Regions from separate parts of the Homo sapiens genome. Here region 1 is linked to region 2. A link is a loop called in an ENCODE intact Hi-C map of the cell type or tissue named here. Cell type or tissue: prostate gland. All regions are shown on one strand. Links, peaks and the distances in the headings refer to the core of each region. The heading gives the core; the rest is flanking DNA. Region 1 has its middle 77 kb from the start of DNAH14. Region 2 has its middle 79 kb from the start of WDR26.

Region 1 (8,336 bases), core at 96-8,095, 340 kb before region 2:
TCTGAGGCAGATTCCTTCAGAGTCATGTACTAAGGCTTGGTTGAATTTCACAACATAACATAGACTGGGGAAGAAATGGACTTTACTAGAAAATGAAGCAAACGTACAAAATGAGAGTTAACAAGGGAAGGCAGGGCTCCCTCTCTCCCACTATCCTCATGAGAGGTGGGTGGTGCCAGGGCATTACAGCTGACTTCACCATGGAGGTTGTTCCAGGGGAGGGACCTGGCCCTCAGCTGCTTTCTATTCTTTTGGGGCAAGTCTGAGAACAAACTTATTGGGCACTGGGCAGTCTGGATTTGGGTGCCAGCTGTTCTCAGGAGCTTCCTGGGGGAAAGCAAGATGCCAGTGCCTGGAGACCCTAAGGCCCATGGGATGTTGCAGTCCCATCTGCTCCAGGGAGGATGCCATGGGGACACCCTACTAGAGAAAGGGATGCCCCAAATCCCAGCTGGCTTGTTGTTCAAACAACTTAGGGTAAGTTCCCAGGATCATTTTTGCTTAATTCTGTCTCTTGCATCAAACCTATTAATTAAAGTTTATTTGGGTTTAGTCTTTCATTCAGCTACAAATTCGCCTGAGAAAATGGACACCCAATGCTAATTATTCACCTTTTTTTTTTTTTTTTGGAGACGGAGTCTTTCTCTGTCGCCCAGGCTGGAGTGCAGTGGTGCGATCTCAGCTCACTGCAACCTCCGCCTCCTGGGTTCAAGTGATTCTCCTGCCTCAGCCTTCCAAGTAGCTGGGACTATAGGTGCCTGCCACCACGCCCAGCTAACTTTTTGTATTTTTAGTAGAGACAGGGTTTCACCATGTTAGCCAGGATGGTCTTGATCTCCTGACCTTGTGATCTATCTGCCCGCCTTGGCCTCCCAAAGTGCCAATTATCCACTTTGTCTACAAAGAAATCAGTAAAGCCTTGGTAAATAAATAGCCTACATCAAAAACTGACAGCGCAAGTTATACATATACACATTTCATCTACCTTTCCCCAGAATGTAAACTCTTTGAACAGAGAGACTGTGCATTATTCTGTAACCCATAGGGCTTAACCCTCTGCCCTATACAGTAATAGCAGCCACATTTATTCACTGACTAGGTTAGGCACTGTACTCGTGTCAGCCACCATTCTGGGTCTCTGACATGCATTATTTCATCAAATCCTTGCAACTCTTCAAGGGTAACCCGTGAATAATACCCATTGCATAGGTGATGAAACCGAGGGCACATAAGTACACAGGAAGTAATGGGACTGGATTTGAACTGAGCTCTATATGCCCCAAAGCCCTTCTTCTGTTGTATTAATTGTCTGATTACAGTGCAGATTAACAATAAATATCAATGAATAATCAAGTCTACTTCATCTTTGTGTTTCCAGGCAGGATTATGCAACAATCCCTGAGACATGAAGATTTATGTTATTATAATAGAGTCATGTCAACATAGTCCTCCCAGGATAAAAGCCAACTCCTAAACTTACAGCAAAGCTAACAATGATGGGATAAATACACCTGTTACCAGTTTATTAAATAAGTTGGACTCTGAGGCTACATTAACCCTTAAGCCCACCCCTCCTGAAGAATTCATTATCCCTACCACTCCACCCTTGGATAGAACCTTGGATTTGTATCATAGCTTTTCTAATTACTCTTTAGTAATAACAGTTCCTCTGACTACTTACAGTTAATAAAATGTAATCTAATAAAATTAGATTTCCAGCGATTATTATCAAAACCCTAGACTCCCATTCAATCTAAATTTTCCCTCCTGCTCCAGCGTGGACCTCCCTCAGGGGTTAGACTCCTCTTTGTCTCACTCTCTACCTCCCTGGGGGCCTTTCCAGCGTGGTTCAGGGGTTTGGAGGGGAGGCATGGGACAGAAAAGGCCTTCTGGCTGTGACTGAGAGCTTTGATGGGTTTCGGAGAATGCTCTTCCTGGGGACCCCCTTCCCTGGTGTAGCTGGTCCTCCAGCTGACCATGTACAAGCTTCTCATCCCCAACCCCACCCCAGCCACTGCTTCCAACAGTGTCCCCAGTTTCTTTCTGCTGTAGACGCCTGAGCCTGGCAGAAAGGCTTTTGGGGGCAGAGTTCTTTCAGTTATTTTCAGGCTGATCCCTCAAACGCCAGAGAGCCCATGACAATGTCTCCAGGTGAGTTTTCTCTTGGTGGTTTCTTTCTCTTGAGCTGACAGAGAAGGAAAAGGCCCTCCCTCCTCAGCCCCCATGGGTGGGGCAGCGGGTGGTGCACTGCATCCTGGCAGCCCTTTCCTGGCCTCTTGAACCCCTTGATGAAACCTTTGCCTTTTCTTACATATGTGCCAGGTGGCTGATGGGATAGGGGTCAAAGCTGGTTTCATAATTTTTGCATTTATAGTGCAGCACCTGTTGTTCTTGGCCCCCAGTGCTTTTGCTAAAGCCTTAAGAGGATACAAAAAGTTGTGTTTAACATCCTGTTTCACAAACGTGACACAAAAGAGACCTTTATAAAAATAAGCAACTCAAAGGAAGGGGACAATGAAGTGATCCATGAGAGGAAAGAAAGGCATTCATAATGCTGTTTATTGGGCTATACTTTGTGTCAGGCTGTACACTAGGTTCCATGCTCAGATCACATCACTTAATCCTCACATCAACCTGCATCCTCCTGCAGTTTTACAGATGAGAAAAATGAAGTTAATACTTTTCTCAAGAACACAGGGTGACTTTCTGAATCCAAAACCCATGCACTTAACAGAAGTTGAGAGGGAGGGTAACAGCTCTATAAAAGCCATTAAGAAGAGAGCCTTAGACCCATAGAGAAGGGCATGGGCCACACTGCTTTTGAGAGTGTGATTTGGAACCCTACTGATATGTTGCGGATTCTGTAACAGACCAACTTGGCATCTTAGAAAACTGTCACATCAAGTCTAAACTCTTCTGCCCAGTTATACCATTCTTGTCATTCCCAACTAACCAACATGGCCCCTCCACTGTCACCCAAACAGTTGCTTTTTTGGCCAAGAATGCCAAACTCCCCTTCTTTTCAATGCAGAGCTTTAGTGCATGACTTACCTCCAACCAGGAAAGTTCACAATGCTTCTTTGGCAATCTATGTTTGCCATTTTATTTCAAGACCCAACTCAGAACTCACATCTTGAGTTGGTTTTACCTGATTCGTCCCATTCTCAGCATTCATTCATTCATATCTGTCCCACTTTTATGGACCAGGAATGCAGATGGGAAAAGGGGACTTACGGCCTTGCAATTTTCTTTTACTACCACTAGATGGGGACCTTATAAGATGAAATGCTGACTCAGTTGTCCAAGAAAAATCAGGAAGCATAAATCAGGCTGACGCTTGGTTTCTAAACCAGTCAAGTAAGGCAGCAGGCAGTAACATACATACATACGTACACACGTACACACGTACATACGTACACACGTACACACGTACATACGTACACACGTATATACGTACATATGTATATTCAGAACTGAATAATTGAGTAGGGGAAATGCAACTTTGCAAGAAGCTGGGACTGCCTAGATTAGGTTTGTATTATATGATCTCATGTTCAGGATCCTAGCATGATTACTATATGTAGCATATGATTACTGAATTATACTACATCATTTTCCTCATGAAGAAACCAAGACCCAAAGATGCGAAGCGATTTATCAAAGGGTAAAAACTAAAATATTAATGTCATCTTGAAACTGTTCTATTCCATTTCACGATATCTATGGTGTATTGCAGGTAACTGTAGGTAACGGTAGGCCGGAATTTAAATTTTTGGATTCATTTGAATCTCCCACATCTCTGCAACGTTCCTAGGAATAGCCATATCAGCAGCCATGACAACCGGTTTTGAGCCCTGACTATGTGTTAAGCATCATTTTAGGTGACACATTACATAACTAAATTCACGTAGTCCTCAGAAAAGGACTGTATTATCATCATTTCTATTTTTAGATGAGAAAACAGAGGCTCAGAGATGTTAACAGGCACAGAGCTGGCAAGTGAAAGCACAAGGATTCAAACCCAGATGCAGTGGAGACCAAGGTGTGCTACTGCTGACTAGCCCCACCGTCTGTCCGTACCATGCTGGACAACCAGGGCACTCCAGAAAGCCTTCTTCATGGGCTTCTGGGCTCCCAGGGATGAGCTGGGGGTGGGTTGCCTTTTGTGCCCCTCACTGAATTGAGAGAACCCCCCTCTGCTCCTTTGCCTTCGGTGCCCTAGGCTGGACCCTTTCCTGTTTAAGCAACAGAGCAGTGGGAGCGGCCCTGCTGTGCGAGCCTCTCGAGCACAGTCTGCATTCAGTCATTTGTCATGGAAACAGTGTGGGAACGGAACAGGTGATGAGCCCTTCCATCAAAGGTGTATTCAGTACCTACTGTGGCCTCCAGATGCAGAAAGTCAAAGTAGTGCCTGCCTTCGGATCCCCCAGCCCCGTGGAGGAAACATAGAACACCTCATGGCAGTGAGCTGAGAGGACTCAGGAGGAGTGAGGGGCTGAAAGGCCAGGGCAGGGACGGGCTGAGCTGCTGCTTAGAGGGTGTCCCCGTGTTGCTACTGCCCTCCTAGCTCCTCTCCACTCCTTTGCTTTGGTCCCCAGCTAAGGGCCAGAGTGCACTTCTATCAACTTAGAATATAACAATAATCATTAAACACCATGTGGTGGCCTGAGAAGGAGTCTCAAAGTGTCTTGACCTGCCTTTTTTCCCGGGCTTGCCGAGCATGGATCCACATCACCAGCAGAGGGCACTATGCCAGAGCTGGCTCTGTTGAGGGCATCAGCAGAAAGTCCTCCAAGCTGGCACCTTGTGTTTATGCCCATTATAAAACACTGGACTTCAAGGCTCTTGTCCATAGCTCGCTTTGGGACAGTTAAACTAACAGTGCTTTACAGAGTTAGGCTGGCCTACCTTGGGAGGCACAGTCCCCACCCCCTTGTTTATTGGCAGCTGTCACTGACCAGCATAGGTCAGTACTGAGCACTCTGAGCAAGTTACCTTTTCTCATGCTCTCAGCCACCCTGGAGCAGGTGGGTCTGACTGTGGACACCTTGGAACGACCCCCATTCCAAGCCTGCACTGGATGGGCAGTGCTTAGGGCCTCACTTCTGTAACTACTGAAGGCTCAAACATTCCTTTTGGTCACCAACCCTTGTAGTGTGGTCAGGAAGAGAGATGCTGCGACCATCCCAGAGGAGCGGCCAAGGTCTGAGCTCTGAGATGCACTCCATGTCTCTACGCGCCGCTCCTCCAACAGCCACCTCAGGAGAGCATATCTTGGCAGGACAACCACAGTGACCTCTACCCTTGGTGCTAGGACCCAAGAGCTTCCCTTGCAGGAGCTGACATTAGACAGCACGAGGATGGTGCTTTCAGCCAACTTCTCAGCACCCACTCCTCCAAACACTGGGCTGCATGCTGGGGTGCAGAGGTGAAATGGCCTAGTCCCCATTCTGGAGCTCAGTCTGAGGTTGAAAAGGGTGACAACTCAATGAATTGAACATTTATTTGTGTGAATATTTGCTCATCAATCTAAAAGCCACAAACACTGACTATTTATTGTGCTCTGCCCCAGATTTGCTCTCAGCTTAACACAGTGTCTGCATGTAGATACCTCTCAATACATGGTCCCTGAACAAATAAATATCAAAACAAGGCAAAGGAGGTAGCACCCTCTGCTTATGTTCATACCACAGATTCACAACCAAAGAAAATGTGTTTTCTCTACCTTTAAGGCATTCAGGGCATTTAGAAGCAGAGTGTGAGGGCGCATGTGTGTGGTCTGATGGTCCGATGATGATGAAAGCTCCTGGCTCATTTCTCTTCACACCAATGGGATGCCTGTGGTTAGGGGGGCATCTTCCCCACTGGGAAAACCTACTACCCTCACAGCCAGATTACTGTTTCCAGTTCACCAAAGTGATCCAAATACAATATGGAAACTCTGTGTGTGCTTTTGAGCTTCAATGATACAGTAGGCAAAGACCCTTGCTACCTGGGCCCCATCTCAACCGTGTGTGTGGGTGCAATAACATGGTGACCCCTCAGTCGTCAGACACAGATTTCAAAAAGGCAGCCATCAGGTAAGATCTGTAGGTAAATGCTTCAGAGGAGAGCACCTTCAATCTAGCACCAGATGATAAGTGTAAAGATGGTATCATTCATTTTGGAAAATGACCATGTCAACAAGGAAGATGCTTTTTTTTTTTTTGAGACGGAGTCTTGCTCTGTCACCCAGGCTGGAGTGTAGTGGCGCGATCTCAGCTCAATGTAACCTCCGCCTGCCTGGTTCAAGTGATTCTCCTGACTCAGCCTCCTGAGTAGCTGGGATTACAGGGGTGCACCACCATACCCGCTAATTTTTGTATTTTTAGCAGAGACGGGGTTTCACCATGTTGGTCAGGCTGGTCTCGAACTCCTGACCTCATGATCTGCCCACTTTTGAATTATGATCACTGACTCATTCTCTCATTCTCTTCTCTTTTAAAAATTTTTTAAATTGACAAGTAAAAATTGTATGTATTTATGGTGTACAACTGTTACCAGAAAGGAGTCCTAATCCAGATCCCAAGAGAGGGTTCTTGGATCTCGTGAAAGAAGGAATTTGAGGTGAATCCGTAAAGTGAAAGCAAGTTTATTAACAAAGTAAAGGAATAAAGAATGGTTACTCCATAGGCAGAGCAGCACCAAGGGCTGCTGGTTGGCCATTTTTATGGTTGTTTCTTGATTATATGCTGAACAAGAGGTGGATTATTCATAAGTTTTCCAGGAAAACAGTGGGCAATTCCCAGAATTCAGGGTTCCTCCTCTTTTTAGACCATATAGGGTAACTTCCTGACGTTGCCATTGCACTTGTAAACTGTCATGGTGCTAGTGGGTGTGTCTTTTAGCATGCTAATGCATTATAATTAGTGTATAATGAGCAGTGAGGGCGACCAGACGGTCACTTTTGTCACCGTCTTGATTTTGGTGGGTTTTGGCCGGTTTCTTCACCACAAACTGTTTTATCAGCAAGGTCTTTATGACCTGTATCTTGTGCTGACCTCCTATCTCATTCCATGACATAGAATGCCTAACCACCTGGAAATGAAGCCCAGTAGGTCTCAGCCTTATTTTACCCAGCCCCTACTCAAGATGGAATAGCTCTGATTCAAAGCTTCTGACACAACATGATGTTCTGACATATGTATACAATGTGGAGTGGCTAAATCAAGAATTTAACATATGTATCACCTCACATACTTATTTTTTGTGGTGAGAACACTTAAAATCTACTCTCTTAGCAATTTTCAAGTATATATTATTATTGAGACAGGATCTCCCTCTGTAGCCCAGGCTGGAGTGCAGTGGCATGACCACAACTCACTGCAGCCTCAATCTCACCAAGCTCAGCTGATCCTGTTACCTCAGCCTCTTGGGTAGCTAGGTCTACAAGTGCATACTACCATGCCCGGCTAATTTTTGTATTTTTTTTGTAGAGACAGGGTTTCACCATGTTGCTCAGGCTGGTCTTGAACTCCTAGGCTCAAGCGATCCTCCTGGCTCAGCCTCCTAAATCCCAAGTGCTGGGATTACAGGCATGAGCCACCACATCTGACCCAATATATTATTCTTAACTGTGGTCACCATGACATATGATTGCTCTTTTGAACTTACTCCCCCTAACTGAAACTTTGTACCTTTTGATCCATTATCTCCCCTTTCTCTATCCCTGCCAATCCCTGCCTCATCCCCTAGTAATCAACATTCTACTCTCTGCTTCTATGAGTTCAACTTTTTTAGATTCCACATAAAAATGAGATCATGTAGTATTTGTCTTTCTGTGCCTGGTTTATTTCACTTAACACGATGTCCTTCGGTTTCAACTATGTTGTCATAACTGACAAGATGTCCTTCTTTTTTAAGACTGAATTTTCTTTATCCATTCATCTGTTGATGGACACTTAGGTAGATCCCATATCTTGGCTGTTGTGAATAGTGCTGCAATAAACATGAGAGTGCAAATGTCTCTTTGACATACTGACTTCATTTTCTTTGGATATATATACCCAGCAGTGGGACCTGCTGGATCACAGGGTACTTCTATTTTTAGCTTTTGGGGGAAACTCCATACTGTTTTCCATAACAGCTGTACTAATTTACACACTTTTGTTTTTGAAACTCCATTTGCAAGACAATTAAGCAGATTGTGACAAAACCCTACATGTGCAAAGGTCTCACCTAAGGTAAAAGTCTCTGTGATAGTTCTCCCTCTGAAACCATCTTCAGAACTAGAACCATGGCATTAAGCAACATTATCATAACGTGACATCTGTGTGAAGGTTAAAGGAAATTCCACT
Region 2 (8,336 bases), core at 271-8,270:
AATCACCACTAAAGAACTTACCCATGTAACCAAACACCACCTGCTCCCCCAAAACTACTGAAATAATAATAATAATAAACTACAAAAAAAGGAATATCTTTCCCCTCAGAGAGAAACATCCTGGAAGGCGAGGCATCAAACGCCACTCCAGGCGGGTGAGTAAACCCTGTGGGGTTGAGATCAGCCCCACCGCAGCCTACAAAAATGCTGTGTGTAATCAGAGTTTCAGCATCCCGATTTATGAAATGGCTCCGTTAAATAGGCTCCCAGCTGGCATTTCTGCACACACTATTGGGTGTGCAGAACAGGCTCCTGCTCCAAGGTGTGCTCAGCACTGCCCCATGGGAGTATGGAGGTCATCCCACCACCGCCGCCAACCTCCATCAGGTCAAGAGAGCAGAGAGATAGGGGAAAATGCAAGAAACTGAGATAAACACACATGCCAAAAAACTAACAAACAAACAAAAAACACCATATCCCACAGCCAGAACAGCCATACCTGGACATCACAGTATGCAAGATGCCCCATCTCCAGGATCCAGGTGAAATCTTCCCCTACCCCCTAAAAACAGTTCTTAATTTCCCTGTCACTGAAACAGAAGCAGAGCTGGGGAAGTGGGTGAAGCCATCTGGCTTTATACCTATAGCTCCTAAAAACAAAAAAAAACAAGAGTGGGGCCAGGAAGGGCTCACAAGGAAAGAGTGTGTCCTTAGCACTGCGTAGAGACAGATTTTCTGGCGGGGATGATGCGATGATGGCAGAGGGTAAGAAAACGTGCTGCAAAGTTTACAATCTGCCCCATCTGTTCAGCGCTGTTCTGTCCATGGCAGGCGCCGAATGGCTTATCTGCTCTTGCAGTGCAGACCCATGCAGGGGCCAGGCTGTCTGGGGAGGCCTACAGAGACATGGAGGGCCAGCACCACTGCCTGGAGCATGCAGAGGCTTTGCAAAGGCCCAACCCCAAAGGCAGAAAGCCCATGACTCTTCATGGCAGCCCTTTTGCTTTGAGATCTAGGAAATTTTCATCTCTAGCATTGAGCTAGGCTTTGAAAACACAAGGATGAATAAGATGCCATACCTGCCCTCTAAGGTTCATAGTCTCGTGGGAAGCCCATAGATGTGGCCCAGTGGTAGCACCTGGAGTTGACTAGGAAGTCAGCAAGGTAAGTTGAGCTGTGAAGGGCTTTATGTGCCAAGCCGAAGTGCATGGATTTTTTTTTTTTTTTTTTTTTTTTTTTTTGAGACAGAGTCTCGGTTTGTCGCCAGGCGGGAATGCAGTGGCACAATCTCGGCTCACTGCAACCTCCGCCTCCTGGTTCGATCGATTCTCCTGCCTCAGCCTCTCAAGTAGCTGGGACTACAGGCACGTGCCACCATGCCCAGCTAATTTTTGTATTTTTAGTAGAGACAGGGTTTCACCATGTTGGCTAGAATGGTCTCTATCTCTTGACCTCATGATCTGCCCACCTCGGCCTCCCAAAGTGCTGGGATTACAGGGGTAAGCCACCGCGCCTGGGCAGTTCATGGATTTTTTTCTCTACATTTGTGGGTCATAAAACACAATCCAGAGGGTACAAGAAGAAAATACTAAAATGTTCATGTATTTATTTTTATACAATTAAACACATAATAAGCTAAGCTTTATTAATATTCACTCTAAGCAACGACCTTCGTACCTTCACTTGGTCCACTCATCAGTGACCACAAGTCACAGGGTCTTGAGTGATCCTGGGGGAACAGTGGGCATCCCACAACGTGGACGGCTTGACACTGGCGATTCTACTTCTCGGCTCTTGTTCAGCATGATGTGGCCTGTTATAGACAAGCCTGGGTAAGTGGAACTACAGAGAGGATCCCATGTTTAACTATCCCCAAAGTGGGCAAGAGGCTTAAGCTTTTTTCAAAAAAGAAACTGTGGATTGAAGTAATAATGCAAAACAAGATGAACAGCAAGAAAGAGGCAGACCTGACAAGTTGTTAGCCATATTTCAAGGGCAAACAAGACAATATAATCAGATCTCACAGGCCAGCCAAAAAGTTTTCAAATTACCAAAAGAGTCTTTGAAACATGGCTTGGTGCGTGCTGCTGCTAATGAGGAATCTAACCCTAAGTGTAATTGTGCTCAAGATATTAGCTGACAACAGTAATGAAACCATTGCAGTTAACAAGACATTTTAAAATACTGCTTTCCTTTTCTTTACCATTTTTTGAGTTAATATTTGTGTATACTTTACAATGAGCATAATATATTGGTACAGTCATGCATGTACAAAAGTACACATAAATAAGCATACATCTGCTGGGAGTGCATACTCAACACTTTTCACTGCTAAAGAGTGGTAATCAAATCAATGCCACTGTAAATAGCCTAGACCCCCGCCCAGACCCTCCTGTTCTTGGCTTTCACCTTCCAGAAGCAGTAGGAAAAACACTAAAAACATTAAAAGTGGGCACTGCCTACTAAAACTTTGTCAAAGATCATTCCAAAGAGTAAGACCTGCTGGTTTAACAAAACTGTTCCTTCCTAGTCATGGCCATGTGCCAGAGAGGAACAGGTACCCAGCTAAATCTCAGCTCTGCAGCTCACCAAGATGTGGGGCAATTCAAGTCACTTCTCTGGCCTAGGCTCCACACAGGCAAAATAAAGGAGTGTAAGGTAGTATGGGAGGCAGAGAAGGGGCTTCTGTTTTAATGGGGGTTTTGTTTTTGTTGTTTGTTTTTTGAGACAGGGTCTCACTCTCGCCAAGGCTGGAATGCGGTGGCATGACCACGGCTCACTGCAGCCTCAACCTCCCTGGGCTCAGGTGATCCTGCCACCACACCCTCCCAAGTGGCTGGGACTACAGGCTCGCACCACCACACCCAGTTAATTTTTGTATTTTTCGTAGAGACAGGATTTTGCTATACTGCTCAGGCTGTTCTTGAACTCCTGGCTTCAAGTGATCCGCCCACCTCAGCCTCCCAAAGTGCTGGGATTACAGGTGTGAGCCATTATGCCCAGCTTATTTTAATGTTAATTCTTTATCTTAATATGTATTTGAAAAATAGCAATTTTCCATTTATGATGGTGGTCTTTTTAAAATCAACTTATGTAAGTTTTACAGGAGTAGATATTAAAATACTAAACAAATAATATAGCTAGTGTGCAGATTTAGATGTCAAAAACTGGGGGCTGGAGTGTAACTGTGGACTCAGAAACCCTGGCTAGATGATATTTATCTAGTGCCCAGGTCTGAAACTCTATGATTATTCTTAACCTGCATGCGTATAAACTAAAATATCGTAAGGCCCTTATAGCAAACAATAGGACTTAGACAAGTATGTTCCAGTTCAGTTCAGGTAGATCATTTTATACCTCTTGGTCTCTGGCCCCTGATTTAAGATGAACAAATGCAAATCAAAAGAAGATGAATGAAGTGGCTTTTTGTGATGACAGTTTCTGCTGCTGTTGGAGATGAGGTTTGAAGGAGAAGGGTGTTTGTTTGTTTGTTTGTTGCTTTAATAAAGAAAGCTCTCTGCCTTGCCGCTGTGGGAGTCTAAAACTACTGTAGAAAGAAATGTCCAAATATCAGCAAAGGGAGGGAAGGAACGTGAGCCTCAGGCCCTGTCGCTCACCCAGACGCCCTCTCCCGGCAGAAACGTGCGGGTTTGGTGCCCCCTGCTGGCCCTTTTCTGACAAAGACGGACACCCAACCACGGAGGGCCTGGGAGGGCCACTGCAAAGTGAGCCTCTCAATGGTCGTGTGAGTGCGCAGTCTTGCAAAAACGCACCTGAAACAACAGCAATGCATAATGCATGACTGTTAAGAAGACAGATCCCATGAAGTAGCTCTGTGTCTCCTCCTTCATGCCACTATATTGAATTAATGTGTAACTTGAATAGACAACAGCAGAACCCGGGGGAAAATTCGAAGGGCCTCTTCTCATCACTGCTTCTGTCCTCAGCCAAATGGTTCCCCGTGTCCTCCAGGTGCACTGAGAACACAGCTTTTGCAACAGCCCTTACGTGCATCTGAACTGAGGCTGGGAAGTGGGGCTCGGGCATTGCAATCATTTCCTCAAGAAACAAGCTGGCCAGGCCCAGGGGCTCACACCTGTAATCCCAGCACTTTGGGAAGCTGAGGCAGGAGGATCAGTTGAGTCCAGGAGTTCGAGACCAGCCTGAGCAACATAGAGAGACCCCCCCCCTCCCACCCCCACCCCCACCCCCAACTCTACAAAAATTAAAAAAAAAAATTAACCAGGTGTGGTGGTATGTGCCTATAGTCCCAGCTACTCAGTGGGATGATTGCTTGAATCTGGAAGGTTTAGGCTGCTGTGAGCTGTGATCACACCACTGCACTCCAGCCTGAGTGACAGAGCAAGATCCACTGTTTAAAAAAAAAGCTAGGTAGCACAAATTGTAAATTATACAAAGGGACACAGGCTGCGGGCAGGGTCTCTGCTCTCAAAGGGCTTTCCATCTAGAAAAAGAGATAAAAACAGAAATGGTTAATAATGTCAGTTACCATTTATTAAGCCAGCCACTTTACCATTATCTCCAGTGTTAACAGCAATGCTGTAAGCTAATAATTGCCACGTTGCAGATGGGTAAACAGGTTCAAAGAGGCCAAAGGACAGAGGCCAAAAGCGGGAGAGCCAGGTCTCCAACCCTGGTCAGCTTGACTCTGAACTCCATTCTGTGTTCACTCACATCATTTTTAGCTTAGTTCCCCTATACACGTGGGAAGATAAACTACACCCACCCACACATGGGCCCACACATGAACAGGGAGGGCACGTACCCATGACAATAGCCACCTCAGGGGCTGGAGGAAGGTAAATGGGCTGGAGGGGTGGCAGGGTGGGTGGGATGAAGGAAATACAAATGTGTTCTTTCTTTTATTTTAAAAACAAACAAGGTTTAAAGCCCACATATACCTCATGGTATGTTGTTAGATAAAAATACTTTTAAATGCAAATAAAAATTGTTAAATGTAAAAAATGTCAACATTTGTTCATTTTGGTTGATGGGTACCTGGCTATTCATTACTGTATTTTCTGTATAGCTCCATTTTTTCTTTTTTGTTTTTGAAACAAGGTCTCACTCTGTTGCCTCAGCTGAAGTGCAGAGGCACCATCATAGTTCACTGTAACCTCAAACACCTGGGCTCAACTGATTTCCCCCTCAGCCTCCCAAGTAGCTAGAACTACAGGCGTGCACCACCATGCCTCGCTAATTTTTTAATTTTCTGTAGAGATGGGTCTGACTTTCTTGCCCAGGCTAGTCTCAAATTCCTGACCTCAAGCGATCCTCTGCCTTGGCCTCTCAAAGTGCTAGGATCACAGGCATGAGCCACCATGCCCATTCTTAGCTCCAAACTTTTTTTTTTTTTTGAGACGGTGTTTCACTCTTGTTGCCCAGGCTGGAGTGCAATGGCACGATCTCGGCTCACTGCAACCTCCACCTCCAGGGTTCAAGCGATTCTCCTGCCTCAGCCTCCCTAGTAGCTAGGATTACAGGCATGCGCCACCACGCCCAGCTAATTTTGTATTTTTAGTAGAGACGGGGTTTCTCCATGTTGGTCAGGCTGGTCTCGAACTCCTGACCTCAGGTGATCCACCCGCCTCAGCCTCCCAAAGTGCTGGGATTACAGGCATGAGCCACCATGCCTGGCCAGCTCCAAACTTTTAAAAATTTTCTTAAATTTGTTTTGTTTGAGATAGGGTTTGTCCTGTCACCCAGGTTGGAGTGCAGTGGCATGATCATAGCTCACTGCAGCCTCGCCCTCCTAAACTCAAAGGATCCTCCTACTTCAGCCTCCTGAATAACTGGGACTACAGGTGTATGCCACCACACCCAGGTAATCTCTTAATTTTTTATAGGCAAGGAGTCTCGCTATGTTGCCCAGTCTGGTTGCAAACCAGCCTCAAATGATCTTCCCACCTCAGCCTCCCAACATGCTAGGATTACAGGCATGAGCCACCACACCTGGCCTAGTAAATAATATTTTTATTTAGGAAGAAAGAAGGAAAGAAACTGAAAGGAAATAAGTATCCTCCAAGGATCTGAATATGAAATCATGAAAACCAGTCTACCCACTTTGTGATCACATGCGGGTCTGACTATGAACCCACAGGTTCAATCCAAGTGGAGAATACTCAGCTATTTACATAGTGGCTTTTGTCTGGGGACCTCAAAGCACTTCACAAACACAAATTAATTCCACCTCTTGTCACCTCCTAAAAGATAGAGGAGTATTTTACAGATTATTAAATAGGGTCTGGGGAAAATGAAGTGTCTTATCTAACATCACACCATGAGTTACAGACTGAATTGGGAATAGAGCCTTGGAAACGACAAGCAGCCCTCTGGCCTAACCACAACTGTGATGGCATCACTGATAAAGAAGAAACCTATAGCATCTGCCGCTCCCATTCTTCTCGTGATATACTGTAATGCACTGTGCCTTTAAGAAGCAGGCCTTTCAGAGAGGTCAGCCTCCCTTTCTTCACATTAAGCCTCATCTGAAAATATCCTACAATGCATAAACAGAGATCTTTTTCAGGGACAACCCAAACCACATCCTCTGGCTTGCATTTTGCATCTCCAGCCAGGCTGTGTTCAGTGCTGGCCTGTGGTGGAATGAAACAACTCTCCTCCTTTCCCCCTTGCCCCTTCTCCCAGAGGACAAAGCCAGGGAGGAAGGGGACAACCTGTTACCATCAGACCTCAGTGCCAGGGAGGCCTGGTGTGTGCTGAGCCAGGACAGAGAGTATGTGCTCCAGAACCCCCTTTGGAGTATCAGTCAGTAAACTCTGGTTGTGCCATCCTGGAACCCGGCTCCTCTGTGTTTCCTCTTACCTGCCTACCTGAGCCCCACAGCATCAAGGTCAATGACTGCATTGACCGGCCAGGACATTAATATGGTTCTAGTTCTTTCTTTTTTTTGTTTTTTTTTTGTTTTTTTTTTTTGAGACAGGGTCCTGTTCTGTTGCCCAGGCTGGAGTGCAGTGGCATGATCATGGCTCACTACAGCCTCAAACTCCTGCCCTCAAATAAGCCTCCTGCCTCAGCTCTCAGCTTCCCAAAGTGCTGGGATTACAGCCATAAGCCATGTGCCCAGCCTTGTTTCTGGTTCTTGCTGTCACCCACCTCAATTCTGAGTCTCCCAACTGGCCTCCCTGGCTCCCGACTGCTGATAGTGATCGTTTTAAAACACAACGCTGACCACGGGGCGCCCCTACTGACACTCCATGCCTGCCCATCAGCTGAGGATGAAGTTTAAGCTCCTTTGCATGGGGAATGGGGCAAACTGACTCCCGCTGACCCCTCCAGCTTCTTCTACCTCTGCTCCCCCTTCCCAGTAACAGAGCCTCTCACGGGGGCAGTTCCAAGGGGAACATCCATAGACTTCCCTCAGTGAGTCAAGAGGGAGGAGTCCAGAGTTCAGTTATCAAGTTTAAACAAGGCAGGATGAGAAGTGCAGGCCAGCGGTAGAGCCACGAGGTCCACACTGCTAGGAGCCCACGGGAAGCAGACTAAGAAAAGGAAGGCCTGAAGCCCAGAAACCAGCAGCCAAAGGAGCTTCCTCTATGGTTCGTGCATCGAGGGCTGGAAAGCATTGAGGAGGAGACACCACCACTTTCTGGGGCCCTTTTTCTAGGTGGACAGCTGGGGCTCGCCCCTGGGAGACACTGACACTGTCGCCTGCAGCTCTGAGGAGGGAAGGAGGTTGCAGGATTGCTCCTCAGGCCTGGACACCACCCCAGCATGCACTCAGACTTCAGGCGAGGGGGGCACAGAGGTGCCAGAGACTGAGCATGGGTCTCATCGTCACCAGCCTGGCACCTCACACTTCTTTTTGTTTGGATTAATCTTGTAGCCAAGAGGGAGCTGTGGAGGATCTCACCTGGGGAGTAACATGATCAGATTGAGGTTTGCAGAAAAACCACTCTGGCAGCTATTTGGGGCAGGCAGGGTACTTGGGAGATGACAAGAGTCCAGAGGACAGGACAGCAAGAGCCTGACCTGTGGCAAGGAGGGTGGGCCAGGGAGAAGGGGCTGCATGGATTGGGCACTGGGTCTCTGGTGAGGGTAGATTATGTGTGAGCTGGAGGAAAGCATGGAGCCAGAACAGACAGGAGAAGCTGAGAGGAAGACTCACAGCCAGTAAACAAACCACCACCCAGGCTTTCCTTTCTTCTTTCCTTTCTTCTTTCCCTTCTTCTTTCCTTTCGTCTTTCTATCTTCAGGGTTTCACTCTCTCACCCAGGCTGGAGTGCACTGGCATGATCTCAGCTCACTGCAAACCTCCACCTCCCAGGTTCAAGCAATTCTTGCGTCTCAGCCTC

What was found. Peaks named below come from ENCODE experiments on the same cell type or tissue, not always from the same donor. Only the 100,000 strongest peaks of a DNase experiment are listed, where the experiment ranks them.
Region 1: it touches region 2 in a loop (10-fold over the local background); 98 of 110 quality-filtered maps call a loop at or near these places.

The regions. Positions count from the first base shown.
Region 1 is chr1:224,848,073-224,856,408 of GRCh38, reverse strand. No RefSeq gene overlaps it. Among named protein-coding and RNA genes, the nearest start is that of DNAH14, 77 kb to the left of the region's middle. In prostate gland, for the core only: CTCF peaks have their summits at 3,267 (motif pointing right) and 4,724 (motif pointing right); a DNase peak (open chromatin) is centred at 4,768.
Region 2 is chr1:224,509,218-224,517,553 of GRCh38, reverse strand. It overlaps a transcript of CNIH3 not described here. Among named protein-coding and RNA genes, the nearest start is that of WDR26, 79 kb to the right of the region's middle. RefSeq lists a silencer at 1,737-1,941 and an enhancer at 7,589-8,336. In prostate gland, for the core only: a CTCF peak has its summit at 3,651 (motif pointing left); a DNase peak (open chromatin) is centred at 3,633.